Regions from separate parts of the Homo sapiens genome. Here region 1 is linked to region 2. Evidence: read pairs that join two places in POLR2A ChIA-PET (ENCODE). Cell type or tissue: HCT116. All regions are shown on one strand.

The links. ChIA-PET counts read pairs that join two places held together with the same protein. Peaks named below come from ENCODE experiments on the same cell type or tissue, not always from the same donor. Only the 100,000 strongest peaks of a DNase experiment are listed, where the experiment ranks them.
Region 1: POLR2A ChIA-PET joins it to region 2 with 5 read pairs; 3 of 35 experiments call an interaction of 5 or more read pairs at or near these places.

Annotation. Positions count from the first base shown.
Region 1 is chr2:223,554,849-223,559,848 of GRCh38, forward strand. No RefSeq gene overlaps it. Among named protein-coding and RNA genes, the nearest start is that of SCG2, 45 kb to the right of the region's middle. In HCT116, no CTCF peak of the experiment used is centred here; a DNase peak (open chromatin) is centred at 2,933; H3K4me3 peaks cover 1,364 bases; H3K27ac peaks cover 5,000 bases.
Region 2 is chr2:223,820,703-223,825,702 of GRCh38, forward strand. All of the region lies in intron 1 of AP1S3 (adaptor related protein complex 1 subunit sigma 3), which reads right to left. Among named protein-coding and RNA genes, the nearest start is that of AP1S3, 14 kb to the right of the region's middle. In HCT116, no CTCF peak of the experiment used is centred here; no DNase peak of the experiment used is centred here; H3K27ac peaks cover 3,211 bases.

The sequences.
Region 1 (5,000 bases), 270 kb before region 2:
CTTCAAGTCTCCACCAACAGCTTTGTCTCTGAGGAAGCAATTGCTGCTGCAGCACTTCGTAGGAAGCCATTAGCTCTGGCACAGCTTCATCGCTTTGGAAATAGGAAGATTAAATGGGAAGAGTTGGGAATGTATTGTGATACCCAGGGAATCTATAACACAAAAATAACAATATGTGGGAAAATATAATGCATTCTGTTATTTCAGATGATTCTCATTTCATCACAGAACCTCCTTTTACTGAAGGGAAATGCTTCTGAGGTCAGATAAAAAGGGAAGTGTTTTTACCAGGGAGTATTAACCTTGTTATTCTCAAGAAAGCTTTCTGTGTCTCCTGATCGCTTCCCTGGTGGTTGCACCTGGGAAGCCTGGGACCAACCTCTATCTTACCACATAACAACAGCTGGTAACACATTCCAGGAAGATGCGGATGAGTGGTGAGGAAGAAAAGCTCTTCCAGAATAACTGATATACTCAAGATTCTCTGTATGCATGCGCTTACACGATTTTTGTTTGCTTGTTTTTTAACTTTTTACTGAGATGTAATTTCAAATGAACAGAAAATTTGCAAGAATGTATAAATACCTGTATACACTATACCCAAATTCATTACCCATTTATATTTCTGTGTATTTGGTTTTGGTCTGTGTGTTTACTTACTGGCTTGGTTAGTTGTGTCTTTTCAAATAATGCAACCTTTTGGTGTCCTCATTCCCTAATTTGGGAATTTGGGGTTTTTTCTTTAATGATTAGAATAAAGCTATGTTGTTTCTGACCCAGGAGTTAAAAAAAATAAAAATCAATAAAAATAACAGAATAATGCTTCGGGAAGTTCTGACCAATCAGTAACGTGCACTTTTCAGTTTGGAATCCAGATCTGATCACACTGTAAAGGGGCATGACATTTGAAGACATGGATGAAGAATGATGTGAGAAGTTGGGGGCAGAGGAAACTTATTGGACAACACTGAAAGTGAGGAGAGTCCTACTGCAAAGGAGTGAGAATAAGATCATCAAGAAAAGCTGAGACAATTAGGGGCTATAAAGAATTAAGTAATAATGAGTGTTAAACCTTTCAATGGAGTTACCTTTTTTGTATGTGACTATCTAAGAACTGTGGGGAGGGGAAAGAATAAACGAAAAAGAAAAGGCAAATACTGCTTGAGGGAAGAGTGTGTCATTATCCCTAGGCATTAATGCCACCTGAAGGAGCTCATGGTGCTCCACCGCACACACGACGGAGTGATGTTCACAGACCGCCAGCTCAAAGTTGCTAACTAAATAAGTATTCTCTGTCCCAAGTCCCATTACAATTCCAGAAGAAATATAAAAATACAGTCACTACAGCTCTAAAAATGCAGAAAAGTTGTCAAAGATGAAACAATCGATATTGATCTACAACTTTTACTCATCAACAAATATTAATGAGTGCACACTCTGTGTTAGGCAGGCAGAAGTTCCTGCTCTTAATGCATTTGCATTCTTGTGGAAAACAGTTCCCATCCTCATGGGGTGGTTGACATTTGAAGAAACTCCATGCAGACCAACAAGGGAGTTTTTTCATCAGAATCCCAGAATAACAAAAGGTCTCAGGACTGTAACTGTAGACATGAGAGAGATTTCTCAAACTATAAGAGAATGCTCTGTACAGATGTATGCCAAAAATCTTGAAAATATACATGAAATGGATGCATTTTTCAGAAAGTTTAAAAATATGTGTATTTCACTCAATAAGCAGTAGAAGACATGGAAAGATGAATAGACACTGGCAAAAGTAACAATTTGATCAAATGACTACTAAAATTTTTTAAAGACATCACACTTAGACAGGGCACGGTGGCTCACGCCTGTAATCCCAGCACTTTGGGAAGCTGAGGTGGGCAGATGATGAGGTCAAGAGATCGAGACCATCCTCGCCAACATGGTGAAAACTCATCTCTACTAAAAATATAAAAATTAGCTGGGTGTGGTGGCACGCGCCTGTAGTCCCAGCTACTCAGGAAGCTGAGGCAGGAGAATCACTTGAACCCGGGAGGCGGAGGTTGCAGTGAGCTGAGATCACACCATTGCACTCCAGCCTGGGTGACAGAGTGAGGTTCCTTCTCAAAAAAAAAAATAAAGACATCACACTTAGATTCCATAGGCAGATTAGATTCCATAGGCATGGAATCACACTTAGATTCCATAGGCATATCCAAATCTGAATAGATAATATACTTATGTTATACAAATTTCTATGTCCTGTTCCAGAACACAAAATAATTGATAGAATACTTTCCAACTCATTCAGTGAAACTAACTATAACCCTGGTACCAAAACCAGACAGAAAAAAGAAAACATAAAGAAGAAAACTATAAACAATGAATTAAATTATAACCAATTTATTAAACTATAGACAATCAATTAAATTACATTCCTTAATAAGATAAAGGAGACACCCAAATAATTGTTTTAACAGATCTTAAGACATGTTACTTAGTATTTGATAAAATTCAACACCTGTTTCTATCTTTCAAAGGTATCAGTAAGTAAGAAATAAAAATAAATTTATTTTATAAATGTCACCTAATGGAAGTTGAGAGCAAACACTTTACCTAGGTAAAACATTTGAAGCACGTTCATAAAAATCAGTAAGGTGATAAAGATGGCCATTGTCACCTTTGCTCTGGGCAGTCCTGGCCAAAGAAAAAAATATGGAAAAATATAAAGGTATAAATTCATTTTGGGAACAATGAAATCAAAAACTAATTATCTTAGATATGATCCTCTACCTACAAGACCTAAGATAATCTAAAGAGGAAAAAAATGTAAGAAATAGTAAGAAGTACCTTAGGATTCAGCCATCCCACTTTTGCATATATATCCAAAGGAAATGAAATCAGTATGTTGAAGAGATGTCTTCATGCCCATATTCATTGCAGCATTATTTAAAACAGTTCAAACCGGGCACAGTGACTCATACCTGTAATCCCAGCACTTCGGGAGGCCAAGGTAGGTGGATCACCTGAGGTCAGAAGTTCAAGACCAGCCTGGCCAATGTGGTGAAACCCCGTCTCTACTAAAAATACAAAAATTAGCTGGGTGTGGTGACATGCACCTGTAGTCCCAGCCACTCGGGTGGCTAAGGCAGGAGAATCGGCTTGAACCCCGGAGGCAGAGGTTGCAGTGAACCGAGATCATGCCACTGCACTCCAGCCTGGGTGACAGAGCAGAACTCCATCTCAAAAAAATAAAAATAAAACAGTTCACAGTTCACACAGGGAAACAACCCAAGTATACATCAATAGATAAATGAATTTCTTTCTTTCTTTCTTTCTTTTTTGAGGCAGGGTCTTGCTCTATAACCCAGGCTGGAGTGCAGTGGCCTGATCTCGACTCACTGCAATTTCCACCTCCCAGGTTTAAGTGATTCTAGTACCTCAGCCTCCCAAGTAGCTGGGACTACAGGCACGCCACCATGCCCAAATAATTTTTGTATTTTTAGTTGAGACAAGGTTTTGCTCCATTGTTGGCCAGGCTGGTCTTGAACTCTTGACCTCAAGTGATCCTCCTGCCTTGGCTCCCAAAGTGCTGGAATTACAGGCATGAGCCACCGCACCCAGCCAGATGAATGAATTTTTAAAATGTGATATAAACACACAATGGACTATTGTTCAGTTTAGTTTTGGTTTGGTTTTTTTGAGACAGGTTCTTGCTCTGTGGTCCAGGCTAGGGTGTAGTGGCACAATGATGGCTCACTGCAGCCTCAGCTTCCCTGGCTCAAGCTATCCTCCCACTTCAGCTTTCCGAGTAGCTGAGACTACAGGTGCCTGCTACCACCCCTAGCTAATTTTTTGCATTTTTGGTAGAGACGGGGTTTTACCATCTTGCCCAAGCTGGTCTCTAACTCCTGGGTTCAAGTGAACTGCCCGCCTCGGCCTCCCAAAGTGCTGGAATTACAGGTGTGAGCCCCTGTGCCCATTCTTGTTTAGTTTATAAAAAGAAGAAAATTCTGCCACTTGTGAAAACATGGATAAAGCTAGAGGACATCACGCTAAGTGAAATAAGCCACTCACAGCAGGGTGAATACTGCATGGTTCCACCTATATGAGGTATCTACAATAGTCAAACTCATAGAAGCAGAGAATTGTTGCCAGAGGCTGGAGGGGGTGGGAAATGGGAAGCTGTTGTTTAATGAGTATAAAGTGTCAGCTACACTAGATGAATAAATTCTAGAGAGCTGTTGTACAATATAGTTCCTGTAGTTAATAACATGGTATTGTGCACTTTAAAAGTTATCAAGAGGGTAGATCTCATGTTGTGTTCTTACCGAAAATCAAAAATGAAAGCAAAAACAAAGAGACACAAGGAAACCTTGAGAGGTGTTGGATATGCCTATTACCTTGATTGTGACAATGATATCATGGGTGTCTGCATATTTTCAAACTCATCAGATTGTACATATTAAATATGCACAGACTTTGCTTTATTAAAGCATCATTGGACAAAATACCAAGTCCAATTAGCATGTGAAAAGATACCTAACCTACAAAGTAATCAAGTAATCTCACAAGTTAAAACAACAATGGATGCCAAGTTTTGTCCATCAGACTGGCAAAAATAGAAAATGCTGATAATAACCAGTGCAGGCATATATATAGGTAAATTGGGACTTGTAGGCTTGACAGAGAGTACAAATTAAACTTTGCAACTGTAACTTGGTGTCATATGACAAAATTACAACATACATGTCTTTTAAATTAGAAATTCCAGCAAATCTATAAAACTGTCCAAGATACATGCAAACAGATATTTGTATACGGAAGTCAATAGTTAATATTATCTGCAATATAAAAAATTGTTGTAATCTAATTATTTATAATAGTCTAAGCATTATACAGTGTATGGCAGATGTATTCTGTGAAATACTACTCAGTCATGGAAAACAATGAGGCAGCTATAATAGTCTGATATTAATCGCCAATCATGATTTTTGTTAGAAGGTAATCAACATGCATTT
Region 2 (5,000 bases):
ACTGCCCTCCAGACAAATGATAAGGAGAAAATTTCCTTTGCAAATCAACATCCTCCACCATATGACTCCACTTTTTCTCGGGAACTAGATTGCTGACGTTTTGGGAGTATATGTCTGTTTCCCAAACTCATTCTCATGGGCAGCCAAACCAATCTGCTTTGCAAACCCTGAAACACACCTTGCTGGAACCAGTCTCACTGCCCCAGCTCCTCCTTCCCCATCATGCCTGAAATACACTTCTCACTAACCCAAGTCTCTAACATACTTTCAGGGCCCTCTCAAAACACATACTTCCCTATACACCGTGAGCCTCCCAACCATACATTCATCTTCCATGCTCTTGAGAGAAACCCTCTATTTAGAATGACATCCAAGCTGCTCTAGGTATGGATGCCTTCCCTCCCTGGAGCAGAAGCATAATCAGTTTTGTTAACTTTATTTATCTATCTATTTATCTATCTATCTATCTATGGCAGAGTCTCACACTGTCGCCCAGGCTGGAGTGTGCAGTAGCACCATCTCAGCTCACTGCAACCTCCACCTCCCAGATTCAAGCGATTTTCCTGCCTTAGCCTCCTGAATAGCTGGGATTACAGGCACCCGCCACCACACCCAGCTAATTTTTTGTATTTTTAGTAGAGATGGAGTTTCACTATGTTGGCCAGGCTGGTCTTGAACTCCTGACCTCATGATCCACCTGCCTCGGCCTCCCAAAGTGCTGGGATCACAGGCTTAAGCCACCACACCCAGCCAGTTTTGTTAACTTTTTATCTCTTAATAATGTCCCAATTCTGGTAGGTATTCAATAAATATATGCCTAAAGCAAAATAGTAGTGCTGTGCTGCTTCTCCACTTGATCTCATTGAAGCCAAAACTGCACTTACTATAGCAGCTAGACACACAGAGATTTCGTGAGCAATGCAAGATTCGTGAGCAATGCAGCCACGTGCCCCCTATGTGCATGGCTGTTGGCCCCTCCAGCCAGCTATGGACACGAAAACCCCCATCTTCCAGCCACACCTGGATGAGCCTGGCTCCTGGGCAACAGCAACACAAGGACATATGCTTAACAACTGAGCATCAGGCCAGCCTTGCTTTTGATTCTGACATACTTGGAAAATAACGTACGTTATGTTCATAGAGACATATTATTATTTTCTTGTAGCCAATAACAGACTGAGAGCCAGAAAGAGTTTTCAAGATTGTATCTCAAGCCCAAGTTCTCATTTGACAACCAAAGACAAGCCCCAGAGAAGCTAGATATTGTCGGGAGGTCGCAGTTATCGGCACAGCTGAGTATAGAAACGAAGTCCCCTCATCGTCCAGTCCAGCAATCCTTCCAAGCAATATGCTCTTCTGCCTTTCTAATGGTGATTGTCTCAAGCTGCTATTAAAATCAACTCCTGGCCAGGCACAGTGGTTCACGCCTATAATCCCAGCACTTTGGGAGGCTGAGATTGGAGGACTGCTTGAGCCTAGGAGTTCAAGACCAGCCTGGGCAATATAGTGAGACCTTGTCTCTACAAAAAAAATAGAAAAAATGAGCTGGGCATGGTGTCACGACCTGTAGTCCCAGCTACTCGGGAGGCTGAGACAAGAGGATTGCTTGAGCGCAGGCTGTGGTGAGCCATGATCACTCCACTGCACTCCAGCCTGAGTGACACAGTAAGATCCTGTCTTAAAAAAAAAAATTAAAAATAGGCCAGGCACGATGGCTAATGCCTGTAATCCCAGCACTTTGGGAGGCTGAGGTGGGTGGATCACCTGAGGTCAGGAGTTTGAGACCAACCTTACCAACATGGAGAAACCTCATCTCTACTAAAAATACAAAATTAGCCGGGCATGGTGGTGCATTCCTGTAATCCCAGCTACTCAGGAGGCTGAGGCAGGAGAATCGCTTTAACCTGGGAGGCGGAGGTTGCAGTGAGCCGAGATCGCGCCATTGCACTCCAGCCTGGGCAATAAGAGCAAAACTCCATCTCAAAAAAATAAATAAAGTAAAAATAAAAGTACAATAAAATAAAATAAACTCCTCTATTACATCAAACTAAAAAGCTTCTGCACAGCAGAGAAAACAACCAACAGAGTGAAGACACAACCTATGAAATGGGAGAAAATATTTACAATCCATAAATCCAGTAAGGGGTTAATGTACAAAATACATAAGGAACTCAAACAACTCAATAGCAAAAAAACAACCCAACTGAAAAAAAATGGGCAAAGAACCTACATAGACATTTCTTGAAAAAAAGATATACAGATGGCCAACCAGTATATGGGGAAAAAAATGCTCAGCATCACTAATCATCTGGAAATGCAAATTAAGAGCCACAGTGAAATACCACCTCACACCTGTTAGAAAGGCTACTATCAAAAAGATGAAAGATAATAAGTGTTAGCAAGGTTGGAGAAAAGAGACCTTGGTACACTGTTGGTGGGAATGTAAATTAGTACAGCTATTATAGAAAACAGTATCAAGGCCCCCCAAAAATATTAAAAATAGAACTCACATATGATCCAGCAATCCCACTACTGAGTATATACCCAAGGGATATGAAATCAGCATTTGGAGGAGATACCTGCAATCCCAGGTTCATTGCCTCACTCTTCACAATGGCCCAAGCTATAGAATCAACCTAAATGTCCGTCAGTGGATGGTTACAGAAATTGTGGTATATATACACAATGGAATACTATTTGGCCTTTAGAAAGCAGAAAACCCTGTCATTTGTGAGAACATGGATGAACCTGAAAGACATTATATTAAGTGAGACAAGCCAAGCACAGAAAAAGTACCATATGATCACACTTAAATGTGAAATCAAAGAAAGATGAAGTCATAGAAGCAGAGAGAGAGTAGAATAGTGGTTACCAGGAGCTGGGGGGACAGAGAAGAAATTGAGGAGATATTGGTTGAAGGATACAAACTTTCAGTTAGACAACAGCAGTAAATTCAAGAGCTCTATGGTACAACATGGTGACTATAGTTAAAAACAATGTATTATATACTTGAAAATTACTAAGAGTATATTTTATGTGTTCTCATCACACACACACACAATTACAAATATGTGAGGTAACACATATTCTAATTAGCTTGATTTAACCATTTTGCAATGTGTATACATATCAAAACAGCTTGTTGTACGGTGTAAATTTATACAATTTTTATGTGTCAGTTTTTAAAAACAGATTTAAAAAATAAACTTCCCTTCTCAAAGCACACATTAAAGTGGCAGAGGAAGAAAGCCTGGGGGCAGACATATAGGGGTGTAGAGGGAAATAGTAGACGGTTTGTCGTTGTTTTTGTTTGTTTTTTGAAATGGGATCTTGCACTAGAGCGCAGTGGTGTGATCATGGCTCACTGCAGCCTCAATTTCCAGGGCTCAATTGATCTTCCCACCTGAGCCTCCTGAGTAGCTGGGACTACAGGCATGCATCACCACACCCAGACACCCAGCTAACTTTTGTATTTTTTTTAGTAAAGATGGGGTTTTGCCATATTGCCCAGGCTGGCCTCGAACTTTTGGGCTCATGCAATCAGCCTGCCTCAGCCTCCCAAAGTGCGGGGATTATAGATGTGAGCTACTGGGCCCAGCTATAGATGGTTTTTTAAAGATACACAAAAATATCCAAAAATGATACATGAGATAATCCACTCAGAGACAAAAGACATACACAGAGACTTCTAAATACACCTGCAATTTCAACAGCATTACACCTTGTGTGGAAGGTAAGGTAAGGTCATCCCCTAAGCCATGCGGTTGAGTGGCTGAGGCACCGCCTGACTTTGGATAAGCCACAAGCTACTTTTGACTCATTTCTCCAAATGCAAAAGGCAGGTGGGGTTTTTTTTTGAGAATCTTGCTCTGTCGCCCAGGCTGAAGTGCAGTGGCGCTATCTCGGCTCATTGTAACCTCCCCCTCCCAGGTCCAAGTGATTCTCCTGCCTCAGCCTCCGGAGTGGCTGGGATTACAGGCGCCTGCCACATGCGCAGCTAATTTCTATATTTTCAGGAGAGATAGGGTTTCACCATTTGGCCAGGCTGGTCTCAACTCCTGACATCAAATGATCCACCCGTCACGGCCTCCCAAAGTGCTGGGATTGCAGGCGTAAGCCACCGCAACTGGCCTAAAAGGAAGGTATTACTATTTTTTTAACTCTAACTTTTTTTTAGGTTTGTTTTTTAGTTATGTGAAAAATTCACACGTGAGAAATGTCACTCCAATAATACTGGATACATAATTCGTTAGTGGGATTACCCGGAGGGGCAGAGCTGGGAAGAAAGGGTGGAGATGGAAGTGTCAATAAGAAAACAGTTCCTCGGCCGGGCTCGGTGGCTCACGCCTGTAATCACAGCACTTTGGGAGGCTGAGGCGGGCGGAGCACGAGGTCAGGAGATCTAGACCATCCTGGCTAACACGGTGAAACCCCATCTCTACTAAAAAAAAATACAAAAAATTAGCCGGGCGTGGTGGCGGGCGCCTGTAGTCCCAGCTACTCCTGAGGCTGAGATAGGAGAATGGCGTGAACCCGGGAGGCGGAGCTTGCAGTGAGCTGAGATCGCGCCACTGCACTCCAGCCTGGGTGACAGAGGGAGACTCCGTCTCAAAAAAAAAAGAAAAGAAAACAGTTCCTCATGGTCGACCTTCACCCAGTTCTCCTCCAGCACTTCTATTTCCTTAATAATTATTCCCTTTCTTTATTCTACTCACTGACCCCTTCCCTCTCACACACACATCCAGTCACTCATACACACACTGTTTTCTGAAGAGCTGAAGGCGGGGTCATCCCACCCTTCCAGGCTCAGCCCCAGGCCTGTCTCTCCCATCTCCTCCCCACTGAATTCCTGTGGCAATTATATAATTTAACAACATACTTCAGAGCTTAATTTTCCACTCTAGATTTGCTATGCATGTAAAAAATTTTGCCCAAAAACATGACAAGTATCTTGTAATCAAGAAACAGATCTTATATTTGTGGGGTTTTTTTTCCTATTA